2 separate regions of the Homo sapiens genome follow, and region 2 is linked to region 1. A link is an interaction called in ENCODE POLR2A ChIA-PET data of the cell type or tissue named here. Cell type or tissue: GM12878. All regions are shown on one strand. Links, peaks and the distances in the headings refer to the core of each region. The heading gives the core; the rest is flanking DNA.

The links. Peaks named below come from ENCODE experiments on the same cell type or tissue, not always from the same donor. Only the 100,000 strongest peaks of a DNase experiment are listed, where the experiment ranks them.
Region 2: POLR2A ChIA-PET joins it to region 1 with 6 read pairs; 3 of 35 experiments call an interaction of 5 or more read pairs at or near these places.

What each region holds. Positions count from the first base shown.
Region 1 is chr5:75,559,718-75,575,597 of GRCh38, forward strand. POLK (DNA polymerase kappa) reads left to right here. Exons shown (of 15, transcript NM_016218.6): 4 at 9,623-9,775; 5 at 14,021-14,152. Among named protein-coding and RNA genes, the nearest start is that of ANKDD1B, 44 kb to the right of the region's middle. RefSeq lists enhancers at 5,863-7,062, 7,017-7,236, 7,257-7,336. In GM12878, for the core only: no CTCF peak of the experiment used is centred there; DNase peaks (open chromatin) are centred at 6,494, 7,184, 8,194 and 8,678; H3K4me3 peaks cover 1,648 bases; H3K27ac peaks cover 3,517 bases.
Region 2 is chr5:75,837,839-75,853,718 of GRCh38, forward strand. It overlaps a transcript of SV2C not described here. Among named protein-coding and RNA genes, the nearest start is that of POC5, 130 kb to the left of the region's middle. RefSeq lists enhancers at 9,527-9,576, 9,597-9,676, 9,727-9,776. In GM12878, for the core only: no CTCF peak of the experiment used is centred there; DNase peaks (open chromatin) are centred at 9,188, 9,843, 10,353 and 10,689; H3K4me3 peaks cover 428 bases; H3K27ac peaks cover 2,580 bases.

The sequences.
Region 1 (15,880 bases), core at 4,182-12,181:
TTCGTAGAGACAGGATCTCACTATATTGCCCAGGCCAGTCTCAAACTCCTGGCCTCAAGCTACCCTTCCACTTAAGCCTCCCAAAGGGGTTAAAGGCATGAGCCACTAGGGCTGGCCAACAATTGATTTTATTAACTCAAATTTATTCAACAGTCTTGGGGAAATACTAATTTAAGAAAACAAAACCAAAAAAACACATTATTTCTGAAATAGTCTCCTCAATGTAATAGAAATGGGATATTTATAAAGAAAATAAGACATAATATGGATGGAAAATATACCATTACAGTTTGATTTGAGTGTATTTCAACATTACAGACTTTAAAAAATCTATTATAGGGAAGCATCATAACATAATCAAAAACAGACTTCAGAGTAACCTGGTTTCAGTGTTTAGTGCTAACATTTACTAGCTCTATGACTTAGGGCAAATTACTTACTCTTACTGAGCTTTAGTTTCATCTATAAAATGGGAACAATAATTATGATCTCAGAATTATGACCAGTAAATGAGTTAACATAGGAAGCACTTAGCATATTATATGACACATATACCCAATAAATGTAACTTCTACTTTATAATTATAGATAATTAAGCCCTTATTGTATCCCTAGATAGGTGCATTACATGGGTGTCTCTTTTAATTCTTTCAATAACCTATTGAGGTTGGTTTAGTACCACTTTACAAATAAGGAAAGTAAGCATGAAAGGGGTTAAATTGCTCCCTGTCCTGTAACTAATGAGTTGCAGTGCTAGGACCCGAACCAAAGCCGTTATTCTATTTTTTGTTTCTTTAAAAAAATTTGTTTTTTTATTATACTTTAAGTTCTGGGATACATGTGCAGAATGTGCAGGTTTGTTACATAGGTATACATGTGCCACGGTGGTCTGCTGCACCTATCAACCCATCATCTACATTAGGTATTTCTACTAATGCTATCCCTTCCCTTGCCCACCACCCCTCAACAGGCCCCAGTGTGTGATATTCCCCTCCCTGTGCCCATATGGTCTCATTGTTCAACTCCCATTTATGAGTGAGAACATGCAGTGTTTGGTTTTCTGTTTCTGTGTTAGTTTGCTGAGAATGATGGTTTCCAGCTTCATCCATGTCCCTGCAAAGGACATGAATTCATTTTTTATGGCTGCGTAGTATTCCATGATGTATATGTGCCACATTTTCTTTATCCAGTCTATCATTGATGGGCATTTGGGTTGGTTCCAAGTCTGATATTGTGAATAGTGCTGCAGTAAACATACATGTACATGTGTCTTTATAGTAGAATGATTTATAATCTTTTGGGTATATAACTGGTAATGGGATTGCTGGGTCAAATGGTATTTCTGGTTCTAGATCCTTGAGGAATCGCCACACTGTCTTCCACAATGGTTGAACTAATTTACACTCCCACCAACAGTGTAAAAGCATTCCTATTTCTCCACATCCTCTCCAGCATCTGTTGTTTCCTGACTTTTTAATGATTGCCATTCTAACTGGTGTGAGATGGTATCTCATTGTGGTTTTGATTTGCGTTTCTCTAATGACCATTGATGATGTGCTTTTTTGTTTGTTGGCTGCATAAAGGTCTTCTTTTGAAGTGTCTCTTCATATCCTTTGCCTGCTTTTTGATGGGGTTGTTTGGTTTTTTCTTGTAGATTTGTGTAAGTTCCTTGTAGATTCTGGATATTAGCTGTTTGTCAGATGGATAGATAGCAAAAATTCTCTCCCATTCAGTAGGTTGCCTGTTCACTCTGCTGATAGTTTATTCTGCTGTGCAGAAGCTCTTTAGTTTAATTAGATCCCATTTGTCAATTTTGGCTTTTGTTGCAATTGCTTTCAGTGTTTTAGTCATGAAGTCTTTGCCCATGCCTGTGTCCTGAATGGTATTGCCTAGGTTTTCCTCTAGGGTTTTTATGGTTTTAGGTCTTATATTTAAGTCTTTAATCCATCTTGAGTTAATTGTTGTATAAGGTGTAAGGAAGGGGTCCAGTTTCAGTTTTCTGAATATGGCTAGCAAGTTTTCCCAACACCATTTATTAAATAGGGAATCCTTTCCCCATTGCTTGTTTTTGTCAGGTTTGTCAAAGATCAGATGGTTGTAGATATGTGGTGTTATTTCTGAGGCCTCTGTTCTATTCTATTGGTCTATATATCTGCTTTGTTACCAGTACCATGCTGTTTTGGCTACTATAGCCTTGTGGTATAGTTTGAAGCCAGGTAGCATGATGCCTCCAGCTTTGTTCTTTTTGCTTAGGATTGTCTTGGCTATACAAGCTCTTTTTTTGGTTCTATATGAAATTTAAAGTAGTTTTTTCTAATTCTGTAAAGAAAGTCAGTGGTACCTTGATGGGAATAGCATTGAATCTATAAATTACTTTGGGCAGTATGGCCATTTTTACCATATTGATTCTTCCCATCCATGAGTATGGAATGTTTTTCCATTTGTTTGTGTCCTCCTTTATTTGCATGAGCAGTGGTTTGTAGCTCTCCTTGAAGAGGTCCTTCACATCCCTTGTAATTTGTATTCCTAGGTATTTTATTTATTCTCTTTGTAGCAATTGTGAGTGAGAGTTCACTCATGATTTGGCTCTCTGTTTGTCTATTGGTGTATAGGAAAGTTTGTGATTTTTGCATATTGATTTGGTATCCTGAGACATTGCTGAAGTTGCTTATCAGCTTAAGGAGTTTTTGGGCTGAGACAATGGGGTTTTCTAAATATACAATCATGTCACCTGCAAACAGAGGTAATTTGACTCCCTCTCTTCCTAATTGAATACCCTTTATTTCTTTCTCTTGCCTGATTGCCCTGACCAGAACTTCCAATACTATGTTGAATAGGAGTGGTGAGAGAGGACATCCTTGTCTAGTGCTGGTTTTCAAAGGGAATGCTTCCAGCTTTTGTCCATTCAGTATGATATTGGCTGTGGGTTTGTAATAAATAGCTCTTATTATTTTGAGATACGTTCCATCAATACCTAGTTTATTGAGAGTTTTTAGCATGAAGGGGTGTTGAATTTTATCCAAGGTCTTTTCTGCATCCATTGAGATAATCATGTAGTTTTTGTCATTGGTTCTGTTTATGTGATGGATTACGTTTATTGAATTGCATATGTTGAACCAGCCTTACATCCCAGGGATGAAGCTGACTTGATTGCGTTGGATAAGCTTTTTAATGTACTGCTGGATTTGGTTTGCCAGTATTTTATTGAGGATTTTCGCATTGATGTTCATCAGGGATATTGGCCTGAAATTTTTTTGTTGTTGTTGTGTCTCTCTCAGGTTTTGGTATCAGGATGATGCTGGCCTCATAAAATGAGTTAGCGGGGAGTCCCTCTTTTTCTGTTGTTTGGAATAGTTTTAGAAGGAATGGTACCAGCTCCTCTTTGTACCTCTGGTAGAATTCAGCTGTGAATTGTTGTGTTTTTAGTAGAGGTGGGGTTTCTCCATGTTGGTCAGGCTGGTCTTGAACTCCCAACCGCAGGTGATCTGCCCGCTTCAGCCTCCCAAAGTGCTGGGATTACAGACGTGAGCCACTGTATCTGGCTGTGAATCTGTCTGGTCCTGGACTTTTTTTTGGTTGGTAGTCTGGCTAGCAGTCTGCTTATTTTGTTAATCTTTTCAAAAAAACCAGCTCCTGAACTCATTGATTTTTTTAAGGGATTTTCGTGTCTCTATCTCCTTCAGTTTTGCTCTGATCTCAGTTATTTCTTGTCTTCTGCTAGCTGTTGAATTTGTTTGCTCTTGCTTTTCTAATTATTTTAATTGTGATGTTAGGGTGTTGATTTTAGATCGTTCCTGCTTTCTCCTATGGGCATTTAGTGCTATAAATTTACCTCTAAACACTGCTTTAGCTGTGTCCCAGAGATTCTGGTACATTGTGTCTTTGTTCTCTTATTGATTTCAAAGAACTTACTTATTTCTGCCTTAATTTCATATTTATCCAGGAGTCATTCATGAGCAGGTTGTTCAGTTTCCACGTAGTTGTGCAATTTTGAGTGAGTTTCTTAATCCTGAGTTCTAATTTGATTGCGCTGTGGTCTGAGAGACTGTTATGATTTCTGTTCTTTTGCATTTGCTGAGGAGTGTTTTACTTCCAATTATGTGGTCAATTTTAGAATAATTGCGATGTGTTGCTGAGAAGAATGTATATCCTGTTGATTTGGGGTGGAAAGTTCTGTAGATGTCTATTAGGTCTGCTTGGTCCAGAGCTGAGTTCAAGTCCTGAATATCCATGTTAATTTTCTGTCTCGTTGATCTGTCTAATGTTGACAGTGGGGTGTTAAAGTCTCCCACTGTTATTGTGTGGGAGTCTAAGTCTCTTTGTAGGTCTCTAAGAACTTGCTTTATGAATCTGGGTGCTACTGCATTGGGTGCATATATGTTTAGGATAGTTAGCTCTTCTTGTTACATTGATCCCTTTACCATTATGTAATGCCCTTCTTTGTCTCTTTTCATCTTTGTTGGTTTAAAATCTGTTTTATCGGAGACTGGGATTGCAACCCCTGCTTTTTTTTCTTCTTTCTTTCTTTCTTTCTTTTCTTTCTTTCCTTTCTTTTTTGTTTGGTAAATCTTCCTCCATGTCTTTATTTTGAGCCGTTGTGTGTCTTTGCACATGGGATGGGTCTCCTGAATAGAGCACACTGATGGGTCTTGACTCTTTATCCAATTTGCCAGTCTGTGTCTTTTAATTGGGGCATTTATTTTGATCCTGTCATAATGATGCTAGCTGGTTATTTTGCCCATTAGTTGATACAGGTTCTTCAAGTGTCAGTGGTCTTTACATTTTGGTATGCTTTTGCAGTGCCTGGTACCGGTTTTTCCTTTCCATATTCAGTGCTTCCTTCAGGAGCTCTTGTAAGGCAGGCCTGGTGGTGACAGAATTCCTCAGCATTTGCTTGTCTGTAAAGGATTTTATTTCTCCTTCACTTATGAAGCTTAATTTAGCTGGATATGAAATTCTGGGTTGAAAATTCTTTAAGAATGTTGAATGTTGGCCCCCACTCTGTTCTGGCTTGTAGGGTTTCTGCAGAGAGATCTGCCGTTATTCTGATGGACTTCCCTTTGTAACCTGACCTTTCTCTCTGGCTGCCCTTAACATTTTTTCCTTCATTTCAACCTTGGTGAATCTGATGATTATGTGTCTTGGGGTTGCTCTTCTCGAGGAGTATCTTGTGTTTTTCTTTGTATTTCCTGAATTTGAGTGTTGGCGTTTCTTGCTAGGTTGGGGAAGTTCTCCTGGATAATATCCTGAAGAGTGTTTTCCAACTTGGTTCCATTCTTCTTGTCAGTTTTAGTTTCACCAATCAAATGTAGGTTTGGTCTTTTCACATAGTCCCATATTTCTAAGAGGCTTTGTTTGTTCCTTTTATTCTTTTTTCTCTAACCTTGTCTTCATGTTTTATTTCATTAAGTTGATCTTCAGTCTCTGATATCCTTTCTTCCGCTTGATCAATTCAGCTATTGATACTTGTGTATGCTTCCCGAAGTTCTTGTGCTGTGTTTTTCAGCTCCATCAGGTCATTTATGTTCTTCTCTAAACTGGTTATTCTAGTTAGCAGTTCCTGTAACCTTTTATCAAGGTTCTTAGCTTCCTTGTGTTGGGTTAGAATATGCTCCTTTAGCTCGGAGGACTTTGTTATTACCCACCTTCTGAAGCCTACTTCTGTCAATTTGTCAAACTCATTCTCCATCCAGTTTTGTTCCCTTGCTGGCATGAAGTTGGGATTCTTTGGAGGAACAGAGGTGTTCTGTTATTTGGAATTTTCAGCCTTTTTGCACTGTTTTTTCCTCATCTTTGTGGATTTATCTACCTTTAGTGTTTGATTTTGGTAACCTTTGAATGGCGTTTTTGCGTGGTTATCCTCTTTGTTGATGTTGATGCTGTTGCTTTCTGTTTGTTATTTTTCCTTCTAGCAGGACCCTCTTCTGAAGTTCTGCTGGAGTTTGCTGGAGGTCTACTCCAGACCCTGTTTGCCTGGGTATCACCAGTGGAGGCTGCAGAACAGCAAAGATTGCTGCCTGTTCCTTCCTCTGGAAGCTTCATCCCAGAGGGGCACCATCAGATGCCAGCTGGAGCTCTCCTGTATGAGGTGTCTGTCAACCCCTGCCATCAGGAGGCATTGGGGTCAGGCACCCACTTGAGGAGGCAGTCTGTTCCTTAGCAGAGCTTGAGCGCTGTGCTGGGCGATCCGCTGCTCTCTTCAGAGCCAGCAGGCAGGAATGTTTAAGTCTGCTGAAGCTGTGCCCACAACTGCCCCTTTCCCCTGGTGCTCTGTCCTAGGGAGATGGGAGTTTTATCAATAAGCCCCTGACTGGGGTTGTGGCCTTTCTTTCAGAGATGCCCTGCCCAGAGAGGAGGAATCTAGGAAGGCAGTCTGGCTACAGTGGCCTTGCCAAGCTGTGGTGGGTTCCACCCAGTTCGAACTTCCCACTGGGTTTGTTTACACTGTGAGGGGAAAACCACCTACTCAGGCCTCAGTAATGGATGACGCACCTCCCTTCACCAAGCTGGAGTGTCCCAGGTCAACTTCAGACTGCTCTGCCAGCAGCGAGAATTTCAAGCCAGTGGATCTTAGCTTGCTGGGCTCCGTGGGCGTGGGATCCGCTGAGCCAGACCACTCAGCTCCCTGGCTTCAGCCCCGTTTCCCAGGGAATGAACGGTTCTGTCTCTCTGGCGTTCAGGCACCACTGGGGTATGAAAAAAAACTCCTGCAGCTAGCTCAGTGTCTGCCCAAATGGCCGCCCAGTTTTGTGCTTGAAACCCAGGGCCCTGGTTGTGTAGGCACCCCGTGAAATCTCCTGGTCTCCAGGTTGTGAAGACAGTGGGAAAAGCGTAATATCTAGGCTGGATAGCACCATCCCTCACCAACGGCACAGTCCCTCACGGCTTCCCTTGGCTAGGGGAGGGAGTTCCCAGACCCCTTGTGCTTCCCAGGTGAGGTGACACCCCACCCTGCTTCTCCTAGCCTTTCGTGGCCTGCACCCACTTTCTAATCAGTCCCAGTGAGGTGAGCCGGGTACCTCAGTTGGAAATGCAGAAATCACCTGCCTTCTGCCTTGGTCTCACTGGGAGCTGCAGCCATCTTACCCGGGAATCCCCGAAGCCGTTATTCTTAACGAGTGTGACACACACCAGTTTTGAGCAGTAGCAAAAGGAACAACGTGCATGTTGGAGACTCAGATCAGAACTTGAAAGTCATTGGAAAATGGAAGAAAGGACAATATGAATGGGGATTTCAGTTGAAGAAACTTTTAAAAGCAGTAGTGGCATGCATCTGGTTGATGTAGAAAGAAAAGAGTTCAGACAAGGGTGACTAATGAGAGATAGTAAAGGAAAGTGGAATGTATGAGTCATGCAGTGGAGAGGTTTCCTTTTGGCAACTACACTTGCTTTAAGCACAAAAAAAGAGAATAGCTTGCTGAAGACATTATTATAGCATTAATATATGAGTCTGAGGAGAATTTTTTCCCATTTGACTTGCTTTCTATTTATTATCTTTTTCTTTTCTAGATGATTCCATGTCCAAGTATTTCAGATGCCACTTTCTTATTCTCATTTGACTGTTATTTCTTAGGTATATTTTCTGGATTAAAATAGAGTAGTTTTTAGTTTACATTTGTTTTTGTTAATCTCCATAATTTGTTTATATGTGGTCATGGTGCTATTCTCTGGTTCAGAATTGAGGTACTAAAAGAAGTAGGTTTTAATTAGCATGTTAAATTTTGGTAATATTGAAAGGTTCCATTTATTAGGTATGGGATTTTACTGTAAGAAGTTAGCCTTCTTCAAGATTTTTCTACTAGTACTCCTTTCACTTTTTAAACCAACTTTAATATACTGCTATAAATTCATTATTTTTCTCCTTCTAGTCTCCCCTCCCCGTCTCTCTTGTGAGAAAATAATTTGAAATCAGATAAGGTCTTTCTCCTGAAGGAACTGACAATTTAGTATCTAATACAGTAAGTGCCATGCAAGAGCAGGAAAGCAAGGAACATTAAATTCTGTGGCACAGAGGACAGACATTCCATTAAGATACGAAGAGATATTTCAGCTGATCCTTGAAGGCTTGTGACAGAGCTTGGAAAGGCACTCTAGACAGAGGAACAGCCTGAGGAAGGCATAGAGCAACCCAGGTCATTCAGTGAGCTGTAGCCTAAACAAGGGGAAGCCTCCTACAGATTTCACTGTACCTCCTGTAGACAAACATGAGTCAGGGTGATTGCTTCTAAAAGAGGAGTTATAGTTTTAACCTGCGACTAGTGGGCAGCTAGTGTCACAGTAAGACTAAGAAGGAAGGACATAAAAAAAATTCTGCAGAGTGGAGGCAAAGCTGGAGTACAACATGAGGGAAAAAGCCACATATACACCTATAGCTCTCCACCTTTGAGAAAACTTGCTAGAGGGAACTCCACGTTCCATAGATGACCCCACTTGCTCATTGCTGGCTGTTTTTCTCTCAGTTTTTAATGTTTTATTATGCAGCTATCCATTGATCCTTTTAGTAATAGATGTATTTATTGAACTTGTGCCATGTACCAGGTACTGTTCTATGTTCTGTATATTTTCCAGCTTATTTAATAGCTTTCTTATGATTTTTACTTTAATGGTCTTGGTAACTTCCCTATGTTGCATAGATCACAACTATTACACAGCCACCTCCAGCTGCAGGGTAAGCTGGGAAAGTGAGTATTTAGCCTTTCTTGCCTTGATAGTGGAGGCCGGCCACAAAAATGGAAGTTAGAAATGAGTATGTCTGCTGCAAAATCACTTTTCTTACTTGCTTCCTTTGTTTATTTCTACCCCCTTTCATTTCTTTCTCGTTGTAAAACTAAGTTGTTAGTTTTCTCTGAAGAAACTAAAATTCTTTAAAGATTAAGAATCTTCACTATTGTATTTGACATATATATTAAAGTTCATGAAGAATAAATTACAGCTTGGGTTTTAAATTTTACTTGTATAGATTAACATCAAATTTTAACATTATAAAAGCAATTCTACAGAGGAACATTTACATTATGCTACAGTATCTTCAGTTGTACCTTCCTGTTCAGCATAAACATCATATGCCAAAGAGGTACTATATTTTGTTGTATATTTCCTTTGTTGCTTTTTTAAGACATTATTATTATGAATCAAATGTCAGTTGTTTATTTTACTTACATTGAAGCTTTTAGTTATAGTGAGTTGGACTCCAAATTTATAAAGCAGTAGAATCATTTGATAAAAGCAGTTGGATTAGATCATTCATTCATTAAATATTAAGTTCCTGTTATGTGCCTAAGGGTATGGAGAGATGAAAGGGTTAGTAGGGAATTATATTTGAGGATAGGCTGTCTCTATGAAAATAAAAGCAATTACCAATTTTAATTTAAAAAACAATACAATATACATAGATAAACACTTATAAACAATAATAAAATATAAACCCATAAACACCCATGAACAACAAAATACACACCCATAAGTAAGTGGATGGGTGGATGGATGAATGGATGGATGGATGGATGAATGGGTGTGTGGACAGAGACTGATAGACACTTAATAAATTAAGATTAATGTTGTGGTTAATGGTGTTTCAATATTATGTTGTCTAAAAGTATGTTAACTTTTTTAAAAAATTAAGGTTGACAGATTTGCAATGGAATTAGAACAAAGCCGAAATTTGAGCAATACCATAGTGCACATTGACATGGATGCTTTCTATGCAGCTGTAGAAATGAGGGACAATCCAGAATTGAAGGATAAACCCATTGCTGTAGGATCAATGAGTATGCTGGTAAGTAAAGATCAAATACAAAAAGGAAATTTTATAACGTACTCAAGTAAGCTTTACTGTTTCATGAAGGGGGAATTCTTTATTGAGGTCTACCAGTTTGCTGAGTATTTTTCTGGGTGCCTTATATATGACTCAATTACTGAATCCTTTCAACATACTTTAAGGCAGGGGACCCCAACCCCCAGTTCACAGATTGGTATTGGTCCATGGTCTGTTAGGAACTGGGCCTCACAACAGGAGGTGAGCGTCAGGCAAGCAAACGAAGCTTCGTCTGTATTTACAACCACTTCCCATCACTTGCAGTATGCCCGAGCTCTGTCAGATCAGTTGTGGCATTAGATTCTCATAGGAGTGCAAACTCTATTGTGAACTGCACATGTGAGGGATCCAGGTTACATACTCATTATGAGAATCAAATGCCTGATGATCTATCACTGTCTCCCATCACCCCCAGATGGGATTCTCTAATTGCAGGAAAACAAGCTTAGGGCTCCCATTGATTCTACATTATGGTGAGTTGTGTAATTATTTCATTATATATTACAATGTAATTATAATAGGAATAAAGTGCACAATAAATGTGACGTGCTTGAATCATCTCAAAACTATCACCCCACCAGTCCGTGGAAAAATTGTCTTCCACGAAACCAGTCTCTGGTGCCAAAAAGGTTAGGAACTGCTGCTTTAAGGTACTAGTTTTTATTTCCATTTGGCAAAAAAGAAAACTCAGAGAGATGTTTAATAACTTGCCCAAAGTTACAAACCTAATAATTTCCATGGCAAATTAAATTTTTCCATAAGTAACCGTTCTAGTTAAAGAGAGTTGAAGAAGAAAGAAAAGGAAATGTTATTCTAAAGTATTAATAGAGATTTTCAAACTGATCTGCAGGCCAAATCCAGCTTTTTATTGGAACAAAGTCACACCCATTTATTTATTACTATTGTTGCACTAAAAGAGCAGAGTTCAATAATTAAGTGATCTGCAAAGCCTAAAATGATTACTATCTGGACTTCCACAGAAAAGAAAAGGTTTGCCAACCCTAGTTCTGGAATAACATACTTCGTTAATAGAGTACATTTAGAATGCAGTTAAATTGTTTTTCCCATGACTTAGAACTTTTGCTTTTCTGATTACTGAGTTGCTCTTCCTTTTTACCACTCTAACCTTAGAAGAACCAGGATAGCTATGTGTGGCTGAAAGTGTGTTGGAAATTAAAAGTAGCAACTAAAATAGATGAGATAATATTTAAAAAGTATTAGAAAAACAAGAAGAGTTCTTCCCTGTTCCTAACTCCTTCCCATGCCTTAGATAGCTACAAAACTAATTCTTACTGAGTGATTATTTTATTATAAAACTATAATCTGTTTGTTTTTTTATCTCTGCCTCTGTGAGTATGCAGGCAGCTGATAAGTCTGATTCCAAAACACTGTTTTTTGAAAGGAAACTCCCCTTTCCTACAAATCATCAATAAATATTTCAAAAAATATATTTAATTTTATTAAGATATAACACCATAAATTTATGTATGTTTATGTATGTGTATACATACAAACTTGCTGTAGCCATGTTAAAGCTAAACCAACTGCTTTTGAAATCTACAAAATATTTTCTTTCCTACAATTTCTGTCCTCCTAAAAATCAGTTATTGTTTCTAAATTCAAAATTATTGTTATATTTAAACAAAGATTACCCCTTTTGTATGTTGAACAAATAGTTTTCCCTTCTACTAAGCATAACTTTTTGTCCTATTAAACATATGAAAGTATATCTACAAATTAATGGGAGTGATTGTTTGATTATTCCCACTGATAAAATTCTTTTTTGGCGAATTTGATGGATTTTTGAAATGTTCTAACTTGGCACTGAGAGTTGCAACTGAGATCCTACAGCAGTTACCTATTGCTGCATAACAGCCTCCCCCAGTATTTAGTGGACAGCCAAAATTTATTTGCTCATGATTCTGTAATTTGAGCAGAGTGCGATGGCGATGGCTCAACCTTGCTCTACCTGGAGTTGGCTAGGGCAATTTAACTGAGGCTAAAAAATCCAAGGTGGCTTCATTCATAGGTCTGGCACTTCGACTGAGGAGATTGGAATGGATTCCAGCTTCAGAACTTTCTCCTCTCCATTGTTGCTTCAACATTTAGTAATCTACCCCAAAATATTTACAATGGTTGCTGGATTACAAAAAGCAAAAGCCTAGGTTTCAGAACTCAGTGTCACTTCCTTCACATTATTTTTATCAAGGCAAGTCACGTGGCATGAGGAACTAGAACCCACTTTTGATAAGAGTAACTTGTAAAGTATTGTGGCTGTGATCTACAATATACCACAAATCTAAAAGTTAGAGAAATTCTTATTTAAAAGTTTGTTTGTCCTCTGCTATAGATCTAGCTTTTATGTCAATTATATTAAACTTATTTACTAAACCATTGGTTTTGTTTCTAGTGCTATCCACATTTTCTGTTCCAGAACACTGACCAAGGATTAGTATAGTTCTGAGTACTATCAAGATGTTTTAAGTGCCATTTGAAAATCATTAGACGAAAATTCATATTATTCTGAAATAATCCCTTCATTTGTTTCTGTTTTGCATTTCTTTGAAATTTCACTTGAGATTCTAAATAAGGATTTAATTTGTGATAAAATTTGTTTTATAAATAGTACTGTGGTCTACCACGTTCACATAGACTTTCATCAGATATCATCACCAACAGGATTTAATAAGCAATATTCTCCTTTTTACTCTCATACTTTTGTAGTTCCATCTCCTAGTCAAAATGTTTTCAGCAAAAAAGATAATTAAGCCTTAAGAAAAACCTTAATTTCTAAACTTATTTTAAGCTTTAATCACTTCATTTTGGAGACTTAATTTGGCTGACCACATAGACCTTTTATTTTTGTTCTAGATGAAAAGTTTCCAAAATCCCAAATAGACCAAATTCGAAAAGTTTACTATTATACTATACTATTACTTTATATAATGTAACATCTATACTAATTGTACTATACTATTATTTTATGACTATTCTATACAACTTACCATACTATTACTTTCATGTAACATAACTCACTATCATCCAAATTTTGATATTCATTCTATAATAAGTATGCCTTAAAACCAATGAAGTTTAGTTGGTAGAAATATAAGAAAATCTTTTTATTAGCACAGTCTTGCTTATACCTGGTATCACATTATAAATATAGGGATAGTAATGGGAGAGGGTCATGGTATCAAAATACCGTGACAGAATAAGTCAAAACTTGGATTAAAACAGTGGCCTATAATCAGAGAAATGCAAATCAAAACCACAATGAGATACCATCTCACACCAGTTAGAATGGCGATCATTAAAAAGTCAGGAAACAACAGGTGCTGGAGAGGATGTGGAGAAATAGGAACACTTTTACACTGTTGGTAGGACTGTAAACTAGTTCAACCATTGTGGAAGTTAGTGTGGCGATTCCTCAGGGATCTAGAACTAGAAACACCATTTGACCCAGCCATCCCATTACTGGGTATATACCCAAAGGATTATAAATCATGCTGCTGTAAAGACACATGCACACATATGTTTATTGCGGCACTATTCACAATAGCAAAGACTTGGAACCAACCCAAATGTCCAACAATGATAGACTGGATTAAGAAAATGTGGCACATATACACCATGGAATACTATGCAGCCATAAAAAATGATGAGTTCATGTCCTTTTTAGGGACATGGATGAAGCTGGAAACCATCGTTCTCAGCAAACTATTGCAAGGACAAAAAACCAAACACCACATGTTCTCACTCATAGATGAGAATTGAACAACGAGAACACGTGGACACAGGAAGGGGAATATCACACTCTGGGGATTGTTGTGTGGTGGGGGGAAGGGGGAGGGATAGCATTAGGAGATATACCTAATATTAAATGACGAGTTAATGGGTGCAGCACACCAACATGGCACATGTATACATATGTAACTAACTTGCACGTTGTGCACATGTACCTTAAAACTTAAAGTATAATTAAAAAAATATATGATAGAATGATGACCTTGAGTCATTAATAAAAAACAATGCTTAATACATTCTATTTTTGGAAAACAACAAAAACAAAAACAAAAAACTGGCCTATAAATGAAATGTCCTTGAATTGAAAATGCACATATTAATGTGTTTCTTATGAATGCATTGATCAATATGTCCATTTAGGTTTGTGTATTTTTTTCCATGTGGTCAATTTTCTTTCAGTCTACTTCAAATTACCATGCAAGGAGATTTGGTGTTCGTGCAGCCATGCCAGGATTTATTGCTAAGAGGCTGTGCCCACAACTTATAATAGTGCCCCCCAACTTTGACAAATACCGAGCTGTGAGTAAAGAGGTAAGTTAATGTCTCACCCCTACTTTAGGCTTTCACTGAGTTCCTGTCACCTACAGAATCTCAAGTCCAAGTGCCTTAGCACGTAGGATTTGGTCTTAGCTTATCCTTTCAGTTGAGCCTCCTATCACTTCTTCAGCTTGTATATTGAATACTGAGCTGCATATAGCATCCAGAATACATCATTCTTTTTCCCAATTCTTTGCCTTTCCATGCAGTTTTCATTTGCTTAGAAAACTTCCCATTTCCTCAAACTTTGAACTGCCTTAATGATAATATAAAATTAAATTTAGCTATTTTTTCTTAATGTACAATATACATTTTTTCTAGAACCACATTTTATTTATAACTTACAGAATCTACTCATCATTAATTTCAACCTATTGTCTGAATAATTACTTATTAATGTTGTTAAACAGTGACAAAATTCATGTATTTTGATTAGCCTACTTTACTTGCCCCATAATCATTTGCTGTCTAAGAGACTGATAATTGAAAAGGGAGTAATCCATTGCTTCAAAAAGGATCTTTGAAGTAGATTTGATTATTTACTAAAATTGCCAAACTGTCATATGTGAAAACCGCCATTTTTTCTATTTTTTATGACAACTGGTCTATCATGCAGTGCTGGAATTTAATTTTTGAATTAAAATTTTAGACTACTACATCAAATACTTTTAGACTGCTATAGTAAAATGTGTTTAAGACTGCTGCCTGAATGGAAACACTTAAAAAAACTGTGACCTAATACTTATTACTCTTTAGTTATACCAGGGGTCTTTAAATTCACCCCTCTTATTTGTATTCCACCTCATTTTCCCTAGAAGTGACACTATTCCAAGTTTAAACACAGGTTTGTTTGTTTTTTTTCTGTCCAAGGCAGTCTGTGACAGCAAGTGCTTTTTGCATACCTCTGAAAAGGTGGTGGAGGAGAGGGGAGCACACTTACATTTGGTTACTGCTTATCTCTTTCATTGTATTCCTAATTAAAAAGAGATAAAATACTAATCATAAATATAGCCTTTTAAGAAGTTTTAAAAATCCTACAAAAGTTTAGTAAGAAAAGGTATTTTTTAAAGTCGTACTTTAACTCAGCAAAACTTCTGGCAGTATGCCAGTGAAAACCAAAGTGTTTTTAGTTATTTTAGTCTGGTTATTTATGTAAGTCAGAGAACTCTTCAAATTTGAGCCGGATCTAGCTAGTTTATATGCAGATAACAAATGAGTTCTTCTGTGTAAATGAACTGTAGAACAAATTCATCACTGCCTATGGATACATAAATATTCATGACTTGGTTAGAAAATTTAAGAAAAAGCCCTCCCGTTTTTTTTGACACAGGGTCTCACCCCATAGCCCAGGCTGGAGTGCCGTGACTCGATCATACCTCACTATAACCTTAAACTCTTGAGTTAAGCAATCCTCTGGCCTCAGCCTCCTGAGTAGCTAGATTGACAGGCATGCATCACCACACCCACCTAATTTTAAAATTTTTTTGCAGAGATAGGGTTTTCCTATGTTGCTCAGGCTAGGCTTAAACTCCTGGCCTCAAAAAATTATCCTGCCCAGGCCTCCCAAAGTGCTGGGATTACAGGCATGAGCCATCATGCCCAGTTAGCCATTTTTGTTTTATCCAAAATATTGGAGCTTTAAGTGCTTGATTTTTACTGGAACGTCTCTTTTAATTCTTACAGCAATATCCTATGTAAAGGAAGTTAATAAATACTCAACAG
Region 2 (15,880 bases), core at 3,052-11,051, 280 kb after region 1:
TATTTCATTGTATTACCTACCATATTTTGTTTATCCATTCATCCATCAGTGGATGTTTGGGTTGCTTTTACTTTTTGGTTATTGTGAATAATGCTGTTATGAACATGGGTGTATAAATATCTCTGAGATCCTAGGTGCAAATCTTTTCACTAAATATCCAGAAGTAGAATTTCTGATTTATATGGTATTTCTGTTTTTAATTTTTTGAGGAACCATCATACTGTTTTTCACAGCAGCTGTATCATTTTACCACCAAAAGTTCACAAGAGTTCAAATGTCTCCACATCCTCACCAATATCTATTTTCTTTTTTTTTTTTTTCAATAGCAGCCATTCTAATGGGTGGGAGGCAATACCTCATTGTGACTTTGATTTATTTTCACTTCCAAAATTATTAATGACATTGAGCATCTTTTCATATGCTTATTGGCCATTTGTATATCTTATTTGGAGAAATATCTATTCAATTCCTTTGCTGGGATTTTCTATTTCTGCAAAAAAAATCATTGGGATTTTGATAGGAATTGCATTGAATCTGTAGATCGCTTTGTAGAGTATTGACATCTTACTATATTAAGTCTTCCAGTACATAAACACAGGATATCTTTCCATTTATTTGTGTCTGCCTTAATATCTTTCAGTGATATTTTGTAATTTTCAGGGTGCAAGTCTTTTGGCTTGCTTATTCTGAATATTTTATTCTTTTTGATTCTATCATAAATGGAATTATTTTCTTAATTTCCTTTTCAGATTATTCATTATTAGTGTGTAGAAATATAGCTAATTTTTTTCGTGTTTTGATTTTGAATCCTGTAATTTTGTTGAATTTGTTTATTATTTCTAACAGGTTTTTTTGTGGAATCCTTAAGATTTTCTACATACAAGATTCTGTTGTTTATGAATAGAGGTAATTTTAATTCTTCTTTTTGGATGCCTTTTATTTCTTTTTCTTGACTAATTGTTCTGGCTAAGACTTCTAGTACTATGTTGAATAGAAGTGTTGAAAGTGAGCATTCTTGTCTATTTCCTGATCTTGCAGGAAAGCTTTCAGTCTTTCACCTTGACTATGATAGCTGTGGACTTTTCCTATGTGGCCTTTATTGTGTTGAGGTAGTTTTCTTCTATTCCTGTTTTGTTGAGTGATTTTTTTTTTCATCCTTAAAGGGTACTGAATTTTACTAAATACACATTCCAATTTTTTAAAGACAATTTTTTTTTACTCTGAAGTTTAAAATTGCTTGATTTTCTATGTACCTGTCACCAATTTTTAATCCCTAAATACTCCAACAGATCAATGAATTACTTATCAAAACAATCAAACACATCAGGTAATCTATCAATTAATTTTTTCCCCTGGTGACTTTGCCTCTGATGCTCTCTATTCTCTAGGCAGAACTGATTGCTCTGAAGGCTGAGCCCTCAGCTATTATGCTGGGTCTTCACTTTAGCACCATCCAGGAATTCTTTTTGCCTGTCACCTATTTGAATGTCCTGTTTCCTCTATCCCCTATCTTATTCTTGATTTTGATAGAGCATAATTTATAGTAACTTTATTTATTATTCATGATGGGTAGTTTGGTTGGGCACAGAATTTCAGGTTGAAAATATTTTTCCCTCAATATTTTGAAGACATCAGTCTCTTCTAGCTTCCAAAGACGAGTCTTAGACATTGTCTGATGTTTGGACAGTTTATTCCAGAAGTGCTCTTACAAGACAGATAGCGGGAGCAGGCTGGTGGCATGGGCCAGATAGAGTCAGGAGTCAGATGACTGGGAGAGTCTCCATCTGGGGACCATTCTCAGAGTTTGGGGGATTCTTTCTCCTTTTTCATACTATTCAGTCCAGGTCAGTTGCCAGGTGTTTCTTTCATAAAGGAAGTATTAGCATTCTTGTGAGGGTAAGCATTGTTTTAAGGTTGCATCTATGTTGAGTGGTCTTGTCCCTAGGGCAACCAGCATTTTTAGGTCTCATTGTCATACAGACCCAGTAATTCCCAGGCCATGGTTGGAAATCTTAGGCCAGGTTTCACCATACTGCTAAGTGAACACATAGTGTAGACCCTGTGAGATATTTGAGAGGGACTTTTGGCCATCATTAAACTTATAGCAACAATATGTCTCTTTTTTTAATTTTTAATTTAATTTTATTTTATTATTATACTTTAAGTTTTAGGGTACATGTGCACAATGTGCAGGTTTGTTACATATGTATACATGTGCCATGTTGGTGTGCTGCACCCATTAACTCGTCATTTAGCATTAGGTATATAGGTATATCTCCTAATGCTATCCCTCCCCCTCCCCAACCCACAACAGTCCCTGGAGTGTGATGTTCCCCTTCCTGTGTCCATGTGTTCTCATTGTTCAGTTCCCACCTATGAGAGAACAATTGGTGTTTGGTTTTTTGTCCTTGTGATAGTTTGCTGAGAATGATGGTTTCCAGTTTCATCCATGTCCCTACAAAGGACATGAACTCTTCGTTTTTTATGGCTGCATAGTATTCCATGGTGTATATGTGCCACATTTTCTTAATCCAGTCTATCGTTGTTGGACATTTGGGTTGGTTCCAAGTCTTTGCTATTGTGAATAATGCCACAATAAACATACGTGTGCATGTGTCTTTATAGCAGCATGATTTATAGTCCTTTGGGTGTATACCCAGTAATGGGATGGCTGGGTCAAATGGTATTTCTAGTTCTAGATCCCTGAGGAATCGCCACACTGACTTACACAATGGTTGAACTAGTTTACAGTCCCACCAACAGTGTAAAAGTCTTCCTATTTCTCCACATCCTCTCCAGCACCTGTTGTTTCCTGACTTTTTAATGATCGCCATTCTAACTTGTGTGAGATGGTATCTCATTGTGGTTTTGATTTGCATTTCTCAGACGGCCAGTGATGATGAGCATTTTTGCATGTGTTTTTTGGCTGCATAAATGTCTTCTTTTGAGAAGTGTCTGTTCATGTCCTTCGCCCACTTTTTGATGGGGTTGTTTGTTTTTTTCTTGTAAATTTGTTTGAGTTCATTGTAGATTCTGGATATTAGCCCTTTGTCAGATGAGTAGGTTGCGAAAATTTTCTCCCATTCTGAAGGTTGCTTGTTCACTCTGATGGTAGTTTCTTTTGCTGTGCAGAAGCTCTTTAGTTTAATTAGATCCCATTTGTCAATTTTGTCTTTTGTTGCCATTGCTTTTGGTGTTTTAGACATGAAGTCCTTGCCCATGCCTATGTCCTGAATGGTATTGCCTAGGTTTTCTTCTAGGGTTTTTATGGTTTTAGGTCTAACATGTAAGTCTTTAATCCATCTTGAATTAATTTTTGTGTAAGGTGTAAGGAAGGGATCCAGTTTCAGCTTTCTACATATGGCTAGCCAGTTTTCCCAGCACCATTTTTTTTTATTATACTTTAAGTTTTAGGGTACATGTGTACAATGTGGTTTGTTACGTGTGTATACATGTGCCATGTTGGTGTGCTGCACCTAGTAACTCGTCATTTAACATTAGGTATATCTCCTAATGCTATCCCTTCCCCCTCCCCCGACCCCATAACAGGCCCTGGTCTGTGATGTTCCCCTTCCTGTGTCCATGTGTTCTCATTGTTCAATTCCCACCTATGAGTGAGAACATGCGGTGTTTGGTTTTTTTGCTGAGAATGATGGTTCTTATAGTATGCTACACAATGTAACTTTGAGATGTCTAATGATACACTGATGCGAACCATTTTCTTCTATCTGAAAATTTTAGGTCTTTTCTTTCTCCCCTGCGTGCTGAAGTATTACCATAATGTGCCTTGGTGAGAGTCATTTTTATTCATTTTGCTGTGTACTGTGTGGACCTTTTCAAACTGGCGCTCATGTCCTTCAGGTCTGGGATGTTTTTACGTGCGTGCTATTTTTTGAAGATATTCTCTTGCCCATTTCTTCTGTTTTCTTTTCCTGGAACTCTTAATAATTAAACTGGATGCTGAACTTCCTCTAACTTTCTTTTTTTCCTACCACTATTTTCCATCTCTTTGTCTTTTTTGCTTTTACTTTCTAGATTTCCTTAACTTTATCTTCTAATTGTGGGATTTCATTTAAAAAGTATATATCCGTACTTTAATTTTAAAAACTTCTTTTCTCGAAATGTCCCTTTTTTAATTGACTTCTGTTTTTATGAAGGTAATGCTTTATTATCTCACTGATTTTTGCTCCTAGTCTAATGCCTTAAATTTATTTTTCTTATATTTATACTGACTAGGCCTACCAATATAATATTATTATTATTATTAATTTTTAATTAACAAATAAAGATATATATTTATGTATACAGTGTGTTTTGAAATACATGTACATTGTGGAATGGCTAAATTTAGATAATTGACATGTGCATTTCTCATATGCATTTTTGTGTGCAATGAGAACACTTGAAATCTGCTTAAAATTAGTAATCAAGTATACAATATATTGTTATTTATTATAGTCACAATGTTGTACAGTAGAGCTCTTGAACTCATTCTTCCTAACTGAAATTTTATATTCTTTGAACAACATCTCTCTAAACCCTTATCTCTCCACACTCCCAGCCCCTCGTAACTACTGCTCTACTCTGCTTCTATGAGCTCAACTTTTTAGATTCCTATAAGTGAAATCATGTGGTATTTGTCATTCTGTGCCTGATTTAGCATCATGCTCTCCAGATTCATCTGTATTCAGGCACCTGTTGTTCTTCATGCTCTGACTGAATGGGCTGGTGGAGTTCAGTGGTGTCCTATCTATTCCTTATAAAGATTGTCACAGTCCTTTTGCTTTCAGACCAGCTTAAACTGTTGGACTCAGTGATATCTAGTTTATTCAATTCTTGAGAATTCTCAAGGTTCTGTAACTTCTTAACTGTTTGGCGTATAATTAGCTTACTTCTTATTAGATATCCTATTATAGACTCAAGCTTCATCTCTCTTTGGTCTATGAGGCCACTTCTCATTTATTGCTTTTCAGTTTCTAGATTTTGTTGACATCTCTCATATGCTGTCATTATTTCTCTTTTTTGTGGATTTATAGTTTTAAATTCCTTTTCCTTTTATTTTAGTGGGATTTTAGAAGGTAACAAGGAAAAAACAATTATACTGAGTCCAGCAAGCTTACCCATAAATTTATTTTAATTAATAATTCTATTTTAATTGAGAAAAATGAAATAAAAGAAGTGATTAGTAAAGTTATAATTGGGTTAATTTATTTGGGTAATTCAACTTAAAAAATAATTTTTTTATTAATAGTAAAGTGATGAGGAAAAATGAACATATTGCTTTAGCTATTAGATATTTCACTTTACATTTTCTTTTCATGATTTTAAAGATTATAATGACAACAAAAATTATAATACAAGGGAAAAATGCAGACTACAAATTTGTAAATACTGCTTGATCACACATATGTAAATCTTGAGTTTCAGGATGAAAAGATAGATTTTATGTTCCCTTTGTATGCCAATAAAAATAGTTATTATAAATATTCTTTACTTTTCATTTGTAGTATTCAGGGTGCTTTGATGTTTACCAGTGGTCATTTTGAGCCCATAAAATGGTAAGAAGTAGCTCTGAATGGGAGCACGGAAAAAGGAGAACAAAGAAATAGGCTAGACACCACAGAAAACTCTGGACTCCGAGATAGGCAAGCAGCTTTTGAAGTGGTCCTTGACATTTTTCCTGGCGCTATAACTGGTCATGACTTTGGAAAGTCTTTCTATTAGCAGATGACGAGCATATTTATAGTTGTAAATGTCAGACAGGCCATGTTGGGAGTGGGCAGCTCTGGAACTGTGTATGTGGGAGGAAGGGTATTTTTTTCTCCTTGTAGTTTTTTGTGTTCTCCAAATTTTCTATAAAAATCATCTATTAACTGCCAGTGGAGAGTTTAAGAGATGTTCAATAGATGGGGTCAACAGGATGCAGATGTGTGTAGGACATAAAGAAGAGGAAGAAGGACCCTGGGTTCTGGGCAGGCAAGGGATGTAGTGCTCTGAACTGGCCAATGTAGTTCCTTCTAAGGGAGCTATCCCTGCTTCCAGTCCCTAACAGAAGAGAGGCCACAGGTGCACCTATGATCCCACCAGCCTTGGGCATAGTTGATTAGAATAGGTATGAGCTTTGGCCCAGAACTAAACTTTGACAAATTTCTTTGACACTCCTCTCTTTGAAAGGTGGATATATCTCCTCCAACTCCTTGAATCTGAGCTGAGTTTAGTGAGCAGCTGACTGCTAAGAGTATGGTGGAAGTGATGCCACGTGACTTACAAGGCTAGGTCAAAAAAGGCAATGCATCTTTTGCTTGGCTCACTGGAACAGTCACGTTGGAACCTTGGGCCACCATGTAAGAATTTCTGTCATCTGAGGCCATCATCCTGGGATGAAGCCCAAAGTAGTGTACATGGAGAGACCCTGCAGAGAGCCGAGAACCCTTGAAACCTCAGAGGAAAGAGAGGTGCCTAGCCAGCCCCCAGCTCTTTCAGCAGTTATAGTCTTCCAGCTCCAGCCTTTGACTACAGCTATGTGGCAGACTCTGAACCAGAACTACCTGGCTGAATGCTTCTCAAATCCTTGACTCCCAGAAACAGGAAAAAAAAAAAAAAAAAGATCATTGTTTTAAACCACTGAAGTGTGTAGTTTTGTGACGCAGCTATAGGTAATTGACTTATGGTACCAAAATATTTTCCAATTGTCTACTGCTATATAACAAACTATCCCAGAACTTAGGGTATAAAGCATGCATTTTATTATGCCCACACATGCTGTATATCAAGAATTCAGACAGGCACAATAAGCATGGCTTGTCGCTGCTCCATGATATCTGATGCATCAGCTGGAAAGACTCAAAGGCTGGGAGTGATCGACTGGGGACTGTTGTCCTCTGCAGATAGCTTTACTCACACATGTCCGGTGGTTGATGCTGGCTGTTTTCTGGGACCTCCGCTGGAACAGTCAGCCACAGCCCCTACCTGGCCTCTTTGTGTGGCCTGGGCTTCTTCATAGCCGGTGGTCGGATTCCAAGAGCAAGCTGCTGGTGTCTTAAGGCCTAATCCTGGAAATCTGCACACTGCCACTTCTATTGTATTCACAAAGTCCAGATTCCAGGGGAGGAGACATGAACCCTGTCTCTGGATGGGAGAAGTGTCAAAGATTTTTGTGTACCTTTTAAAAACTGTCACACATCCCGTAGGCTAGGCAGTGATCTATAACATGGTCTGGCTCAAAAAGATGAACTGGGTTAATTATTTTCTCTTTTCAAAAATTTGAACTAAGGAATACAAAGGAACACTTTAGTTAGAAGTGGTGGGTAGAGATGAAAAAATACCATGAAGTATAGACAAGGCCATGGTAAGTCCAGGTTATAAAGAGTCAGGAACTATGAGAAAGCAAAACATCTACGGAGTAGAAATACAATGAAGAGAAAAGGAGAAATGCAATAAAAGAAAATTCATATAGTCCTGGAGAGAGATCATGACAAGGCAGGGAGCCTCTAGAATGCCCAACTCTTTCTGACAGTTCCTATTCAGTTCCCATTCATTTGTTGTTTTTGACACTGATCTTACTTTTCTTACCCATTTTTCTAGGTCACAGTCAATAACAATGTCCTACATGGCAGTAGGACATACTGAAATGAGCGGGGCTAGGCAGCAGGTTTCTTCAGTCCTCAGAATTTTTACTGACATGGTGAGAGCCACATTAGAGAGAAAGAGAAATAACTATGTGAAGCAGTTGCTGCTGAGTAGTAAGAAAGAGCCACTGTGTGCTTATTACTGCCTCTGCACTTTATTACAGTCTGGGAAGAGGTATAGGAAGTGGGAGCAAGAAGAGAAACTACTTCACTATTTCCAAAGATGTATTGTTTTATAATGCACATTGAAATGGAAATGGATAACAGTAGATATATGGTTTTATCCAACTGTAGGGATTATTTTCATAAATAAGAGAATGAATAAAATTTCAAAATACATTTGGCCAATAGCTTTTCCCTGAAATTTGAGAACCCTTATCTGGTAGACATTAGCCACATGATTACTAAATTTAGTGGCATACTTTTGTGTGTGTGTGTGTGTGTGTGTGTGTGTGTGTGACAGAGTCGCACTCCGTCGCCCAGGTGGAGTGCAGTGGCGCGATCTTGGCTCACTGCAACCTCTGCCTCCCGGGTTCAAGCAATTATCCAGCGTTGACCTCTTGAGTAGCTGGGACTACAGGCATGTATAGTGGCATACTCTTTTAATAGAAATATTTGTTACCCAAGAAACTAGGGCCGAGCATGGTGGCTTATGCTCATAATCCTACCACTTTGGGAGGCGCAGGCAGAAGGGTTGCTTGAGCACAGGAGGTTGAGACTGTAGTGAGCTGTGATTGCAGCACTGCACTCCAGCCTGGGTGACAGAGTGAGACCTGACTCAAGAGAAAAAAAAAAAAGAAGGAAGAAAGGAAGAAAAACAGAAAGAAACTAGCTATTTTCCCGATGTCTTAAATGGGACATTTTGATTTTATCTACTGCTATATACTGATTTTCTCTTCTAAAGAAATAGTAGGCAGTCATTAAAGTACCACTATCAAAAAGGTGTTGATGCCAAAGATATCATTATTTTATTAGAAGAGAGAATTCTGGGCTGTGAATAATACTGATATGTATATTTGTCTTACAGGGCTCGCTTGCTGCTTCCTTCCTTCCTTCCTTTCTTCCTTCATTCCTTCCTTCTCTTCTTCTTCTTTTTTTTTTCCTTTACCAAAGACTCACTTAAAATTCTGCCAATAAAGTAGTGTTTTGAGCTGCTCTTGCTATGACAGAGAGGATACAATGTGAAGTCAAGTCAGGGGAAGGTTGTACCTACTTACAAGGGTCATTCTTTGAAAAACATCTGGGTTTTTCCTCTTTTATACCATAACACACTAACATTTAATACCTATTGTAGTTATTTAACCTAATAACCGTACCAAAGATATAATGGATCTTTCTCCTGTAGGAGGAACATAGAATAATAATGCTTTAATTTTGTATGTCTCTGTTCTCTAATGGCAGGCTGTCATTTTCTATAATTTACCAGAGATTATGAACAATGTGTGTAGGCTGAGTGTAGTTGCTTAGTAACCACCTTTTAAAACTTTCTTAAATGTAATTGCCTCTCTGCCAGGGAAACACTGATTCAACAAATTTGCATTGAACCACTTCTTAAGCAACTCAACACATTAAATGTCCCTGTGCTTTTTATTTCAAATTATTTGCCTTTTAAATTCTGTTAAGGTAAGCCACCTTTGTTATGATCATTATTTCTCTTTGAACAAAGTGAGACTTCCAAATGATTATCTGTACATTGTCGTATTCCCTACTGTTTTTCTGTATCTCTGTTCTTATTGCTTTTTTAGAGTTGAAGATAGAAACTTGCAAAAAATCATGAAAATCCCCAGTTTCTCTCTGAATAATTCTAAATGCTTTCAAACACCACCAGTCTGGAGTTTGTTTAAACCTGTATATCAAAATTTGCATCATATGAATGTTCTCTTGGCTTCTGTCTCTGATTTCACCTCTTTCTGTTAATCAAGCATCTATATTGCTCTTAAGAAAATGTGAACCGCATGAGGACAGCTTGCCCATAACTTCACTTTTTATGGTTGTGTCCACCCATGTACACTGACTTGCAGGGGGAAAGGGTTAAAAGGTAGACTTCAGTGGAATATCTACTGTTGGTGTTTCAAATCATTAATTGCTTTGCCATTTCAAGTCCAACTTGTATAGCTGCCCACATTTTCTCATTTGGCTGAAAGTTCTGTTGATGTAGGAATAGTTCACAGCTGATAACAAAGTTGACTTCCTCTTTGATTCTAAGTTTGAGGTGGATGTAAGATAGAAGAGACCAGAAATAGATTTGAGGAAATGAAAGGTTTGTATTTCTGTTCCCAACCCCCAGAATTAGTAAATGACCTCCAAGCTAGAGGAGAGGAGATTTTAGAGAAAGGAAAAAAGGAAATGAGAAGTAGTGTAATGATTGCACTCTCTGAACTCCACCTATGCACCTGTCTCCACCCTATAAAATCTTCCTTAAGTCTCAGGATCCTAAAGAGGAAAGTCCCAGGTACGATCTAGAACAACAGCAAGATGGAGAGAAAAGCCCAGCTCCATGCCAGCTTAGCAAAATGGGAGATGGTATTTATGAAAAAAAGTAAACCAGAGACAACACCCTCTCCTCAACTTTTCCCATGGATCTGGAATCCAGTTTTTCCTAGGGATCCAGTATGGGGACACAGAAGTTGTCTAAGAGTAGGAGCTGGAACGCCTCCCAGGAAGTCACCTATTGGTGTGAGAAGGTCTTCACTGAAAGAATGCTGCATGCACTTCCAGCCATGGTCCAGATGGAGTGTGGAACTGAATCCAGAGGACTGGCAGCACCAGAAGGCAAAGAAGAGCCTGTTGTCAAGAGCTCTGAGCCCTGCTCAAGGTCACATTGTATACCACTTGAACCAAGAGGGCAGGGGAGTTATATCAGCAGTAGACACTAGCAGAGACAGGGCCTTAGAGCCTTAGAGTAGTTACATATATTCTACCAAGGCCACAGTGCTCCCAAAGGCTTCCTTAGGACTCAGAAACTGCCCTGGGGAGAAGGATGAAGGAAGACAGAACATTCAGCTCACTAAAATTTAACCTGGTAAGTGACTTGATAACAAGTCAGAATTGGTTGCGAGGAGAATCACTGCTGGACTGAGAAATCTCAAAAGTTCTTGTTTTAAGTTGTCTGCCATTAGAAAATCCACAGAAACAACTTTGGGTTATATGAATAAAACAATTGAACATGTTTGCACTGTTTAGTTCATACCTGTGTGGGTCAGCCTGGTTGTGTCTCAAGATAGGAGGGGTTGGGGGGTGTGTATGGGAAGGGACAGAGGAGGTGGTAAGTCTGAGTGTATTGGAACATATATCCTATATGGGACAGTCTGGTGATAGGATCAAGAATAGGCTACCTGGACACAAGCAGCTGTGGTTTGAATCCCTACTCTGTCAATTACCAGTTTTGTGATTTGGGGCAAATTCTTCAATCTGCTGAATCTGACTTTCCTTATCTGCAGAAATATGATAATATTCAACTCCATATGGTTGTTTTGAGGTTTTGAGATAATATACATTAAATATTCGGCACGTAGTGCCTAGAATGTAATGACAGTGTATCATATCCTTGACCTCCAGTGCTCTTCCCTCATCCCCACCCCCACCAGCCCCTTCTATCTCCCCGTATGCATGAAAGAAGTCTCTGAGTGGGTAGAACTTTATCTTATTCACTTCTGTTTTCATAGTGTCTGGCACATAGTAAGTTCCCAATAAATAGTTGTTGAGTGAGTAAGTTGGGGTGGAACTCTAGGAAGACAGCTGGGAGTATTAAAGCAGGTTCTGCATGTGAGATAAGTCTCAAATGGAAGGATAAAACTTAGTGGAGTGAATGGAAGAGCAGGTGGTTACAAATGCTAAGCTTCAGGAAAGTAGGTTTTGATCAGAGTGAGATAAACAGAACTCAATTACATATACACCTACTTACAATAGAAAAGGAACAGAAATCTATGGTCTGTATACACAAAAAATCCTGTGCTATAAAGCAATACCTTTATATTTAAAAAAAGACCACTGTATAGACCACCATTTGTGTTTTCCAACAGTGTGGTATACATTTGTGGGGAAGTACCCGTGTGTATGTTAGTGTGTATTTCTGAATGTGTATAAAATACTTGGCCTAGATTTTTCAATCTTACCTGAGCTTTTTGATCAATCTTTCTATCATCTATCTTATGCAAACTGAATTTTTCTCTATTAAAAATGTAAATAGAATTTAACTACATCACAAGGTCAGTATTAATGCTTTATGATTCTTTGAGAGCTTGTAAAGATGAAGAAAGTGTTAAAAGATTTGAATTTGAAATTTCAAGATCACTGTAGGTTTTTAGAATGCAATTAACCCTTAGACCTGGCTCATTTATAAAATGAGTAACAGACTTGACCTTGGAATAAGAGCAAACTCTCAAACGATATTGGGTTTAGGACATAGTATGCCTTTCCTCTTTTCTTCCTTTTCTTTTCTTTTTTTTAAAATAAGAAACCTTTAAAATCTCATGTTTATAGTTTTTATTATTTTTATCATAACTGCTTAGAATGATGGCTAATGGTTTTCTGAAGTAAGAATTTTGTATTTCTAATTTTTGAAGAGATTTAATATCTTTGATATGGTAAATGATGCTGTTTAATTCTGTTTTCCTTGAAAATCTTCATTTGATTTCATAGTTTTAGGTATATAAGGAATGTCCTACATATAAAATAATCTTCCCTCATATTATGACACTCTCATCAAGCTGTTCATAAGCAGATTTAGCAGATAAAAATTAGATGTTAGACCAACAAATGACTATTAAGTACTTCTTTCTGTGCAGAATGATTTACTAAATCACAGGTGCCCTGAATTAAAATGTATACACACACCGTTCCCGTGATTGGTGTGATCATGTTTTTCACTTCTGAGGCAAGTTAATTTTCTATCAATTTGTTATATATTTGCAAAAAAATCACAAAATACTTATGTTTTTATTAGGATTTTAAGCTTTGAAACTCTAGCTTCTTATTTTTTTCTAATCAACAACATGAAATTAGATTTGTGAGTGGACTATTGCTTTTCATTTTTAAGAACAAAATGACCAATTTGTTACTATGACTACCTAATGTCATAGGTAGGTAGTGACTATCTAGGTTGGTGGTGTGGGTACATATGTAACAAAACTGCACGTTGTGGACATGTACCCTAGAACTTAAAGTATAATAAAAAAAAAAGCATATATATGTATAAAAAGAATTTACCGAGACAATTTTAGGTTAGGAAAGGCAGATTTATTAGAGAAAGTATGAAAATACATTGTAAGGGTGCAACAAACAGGTCAGCAAGAAAGGAGCTGACTGCAAGGAGACAAAGGCTTGCTGGGGATTTTATAGAATGGTGCTGTGCTGTGTGCTGCAGAGGGCTTTGTACTAATAATGCCAGTGTTGCAGTGAGCTAACTTGGATTTTTCTATCAGCCGAGGGGCTGTTGATAAGTCGGGCATAGGAAGATTCTGAGTTATTTGCACAGGAGGGCTACGTGTCCTGTATCATGAAGAAAGGCAGACTCATAGCTTATCTGCTTTCTCTTTTTGCTCTCCCCTACTCCCACCAGCCTAACTCCTTTTCCCTAAATAGGACTCCACATCTAACACTTGTCAGAATTTAATCGTTAAATCCCAGGATGGCACACAATTTGGTATTCAGTTTTGATGGAGTCATTGGCTCCAGCTTCAGCTACACGGGATGACCCAGCAAAAGTCAGCAGAAATTATCATCTAACAGTAGCTCATTCTTTTTTAGTGGAATCTCTTAAAAGATTTTCCTCAGCTAGATGATATTTTCAATATTAGCCACTAGCAGAAGTGTTCTGCTAGTAAGTACAGTTCTGCTATGTGCATAGCTGAACTATGTTCTGCTAGTAAATACAGAGTTCAATTTTTGAGTTTATGTATGTCTGAATCCAAAAGACCATATTCTTTTCATAAGACCACTTTAGGAAATAGCCGGTGTAGGCAGTTCTACTTCAGGCTAGGATGTGAAAAGATGTGGATGGCTTTTTCGCCCATGGTAACACCATGAAAAACCCAGACAACATACAATTCATATGTACCCATGGGATTTTTGAAGAGTGTCCGATGTAGGTAAGCCTTTACAAAGTGATTACAAGAAAGAAAAGTCTTTCATAAGTGAGCAGTATGCTGTGGCAACTTCTGGGTGGAAACATTGGATCTTTTTTTTTTTTCTGAGACGGAGTCTTGCTCTGTCACCCAGGCTGGAGTGCAGTGGCGCGATCTCGGCTCACTGCAAGCTCCCCCTCCCGGGTTCACGCCATTCTGCTGCCTCCGCTGCCTCAGCCTCCCCAGCAGCTGGGACTACAGGCGCATGGCGCCACGCCAGGCTAATTTATTTTTATTTTTATTTTGTATTTTTAGTAGAGACAGGGTTTCACCGTCTTAGCCAGGATGGTCTCGATCTCCTGACTTCATGATCCATCCTCCTTGGCCTCCCAGAGTGCTGGGATTACAGACGTGAGCCACCGCGCCTGGCCGAAACATTGGATCTTAATACAGGCAGGAGGAGGAGAAAGTGTCAAAACTCAAGAGACTTGACTGATTGCAACAGAAGCACTGGTGAAGGAGTGGGCAGGTAAAAGTAAATTTACCACCGCATGTTCTCACTTATAAGTGGGAGTTGATCAATGAGAACACATGGACACAGGGAGGGGAACATCACACACCAGGGCCTGTCAGGTGGTGGGGGGCTGGGGGAGGGATAGCATTAGGAGAAATACCTAATATAGATGATGAGTTGATGGGTGCAGCAAACCACTATGGCACGTGTATACCTATGTAACAAACCTGCACGTTCTGCACATGTACCCCAGAACTTAAAGTATAATAATAATTTAAAAAGTCAATTTACCCCAAGTTAAATAAATACACAAAAAATTATCAACTGATAAGAACAAAGATAAATAAAAAGTCCTAAAGGCTACCAGAGGGGGAAAAAAGGTGTAACACATGCAGACGAGAATTATGATTGACTTAACATAGGAAACAATGCAAGGTAAAAAGATAATGGAATGACATATTTAAAACACTACAAATAACACTTTTCAATCTATAATTTCATATGTAGTAAAAATATTCTTCAAACATAAAGGCAAAATGAAGACATTTTCAGAAAAATGAAAGCTGAGAGAATATTTCGTCTATAGATCTTCACTATAAGAACTGCCTTCTCTACTAAAAAATATAAAAAATTAGCTGGGCGTGGTGGCAGGTGCCTGTAGTCCCAGCTACTTGGGAGGCTGAAGCAGGAGAATGGCGTGAACCCAGGAGGCGGAGCTTGCAGTGAGCTGCGATCACGCAACTGCACTCCAGCCTGGGCGACAGAGCGAGACTCCGTCTCAAAAAAAAAAAAAAAAAAGAAAAAAGAAAAAAAACTGCCTAAGGCAGGTTTTCAGATGAAGAGCACTGGTATCAGTAGAAAGCTTGGATCTACAATAATGAGTGAGGAATGCCATAAAAGTAAAATAAGTAATAAATACACAACAATTTAAAAACTTACCTAAGTTTTCGAAAGGCATTTGACTAAGACAAAATTAGCATAAATACATAATAAATATATCAAAAAGAGAGGAAGTGATAGAAATATACATACTGTCGCAAGTTCTTAATGCTATATGTGAAGAGATGTTCCATGTAAACTGTGATAAGTTAAGGATGCATACAACAACAACTAGAAATAAACCAAAGAGGTATAGGCAAAAAGTCAATAAGGGGCATAATACCGAATACTAGAAAATATTTGAATATGAAGTAAACATTCCTACCTAAACCATCAAGAATTTAAAAATTGGCCGGGCGCGGTGGCTCACGCCTGTAATCCCAGCACTTTGGGAGGCGGAGGCGGGCGGATCACAATATCAGGAGATCGAGACCATCCTGGCTAACACGGTGAAACCCTGTCTCTACTAAAAATACAAAAAACTAGCCGGGCGTGGTGGCGGGCGCCTGTAGTCCCAGCTACTCCGGAAGCTGAGGCAGGAGAATGGTGTGAACCTGGGAGGCGGAGCTTGCAGTGAGCACAGATCGCGCCACTGCACTCCAGCCTGGGCAGCACAGCGAGACTCCTTCTCAAAAAAAAAAAAAAAAAAAGACAGCCTGGGCAGCAGAGCAAGACTCCGTCTCAAAAAAAAAAAAAAAAAAAAAAAAGAATTTTAAAATTGTTACATCTACTAAAGTTATTTTTCTATTTTTTTTAAAATATTACAAATTCATTGTCAAGTGAAGAGGCAATCG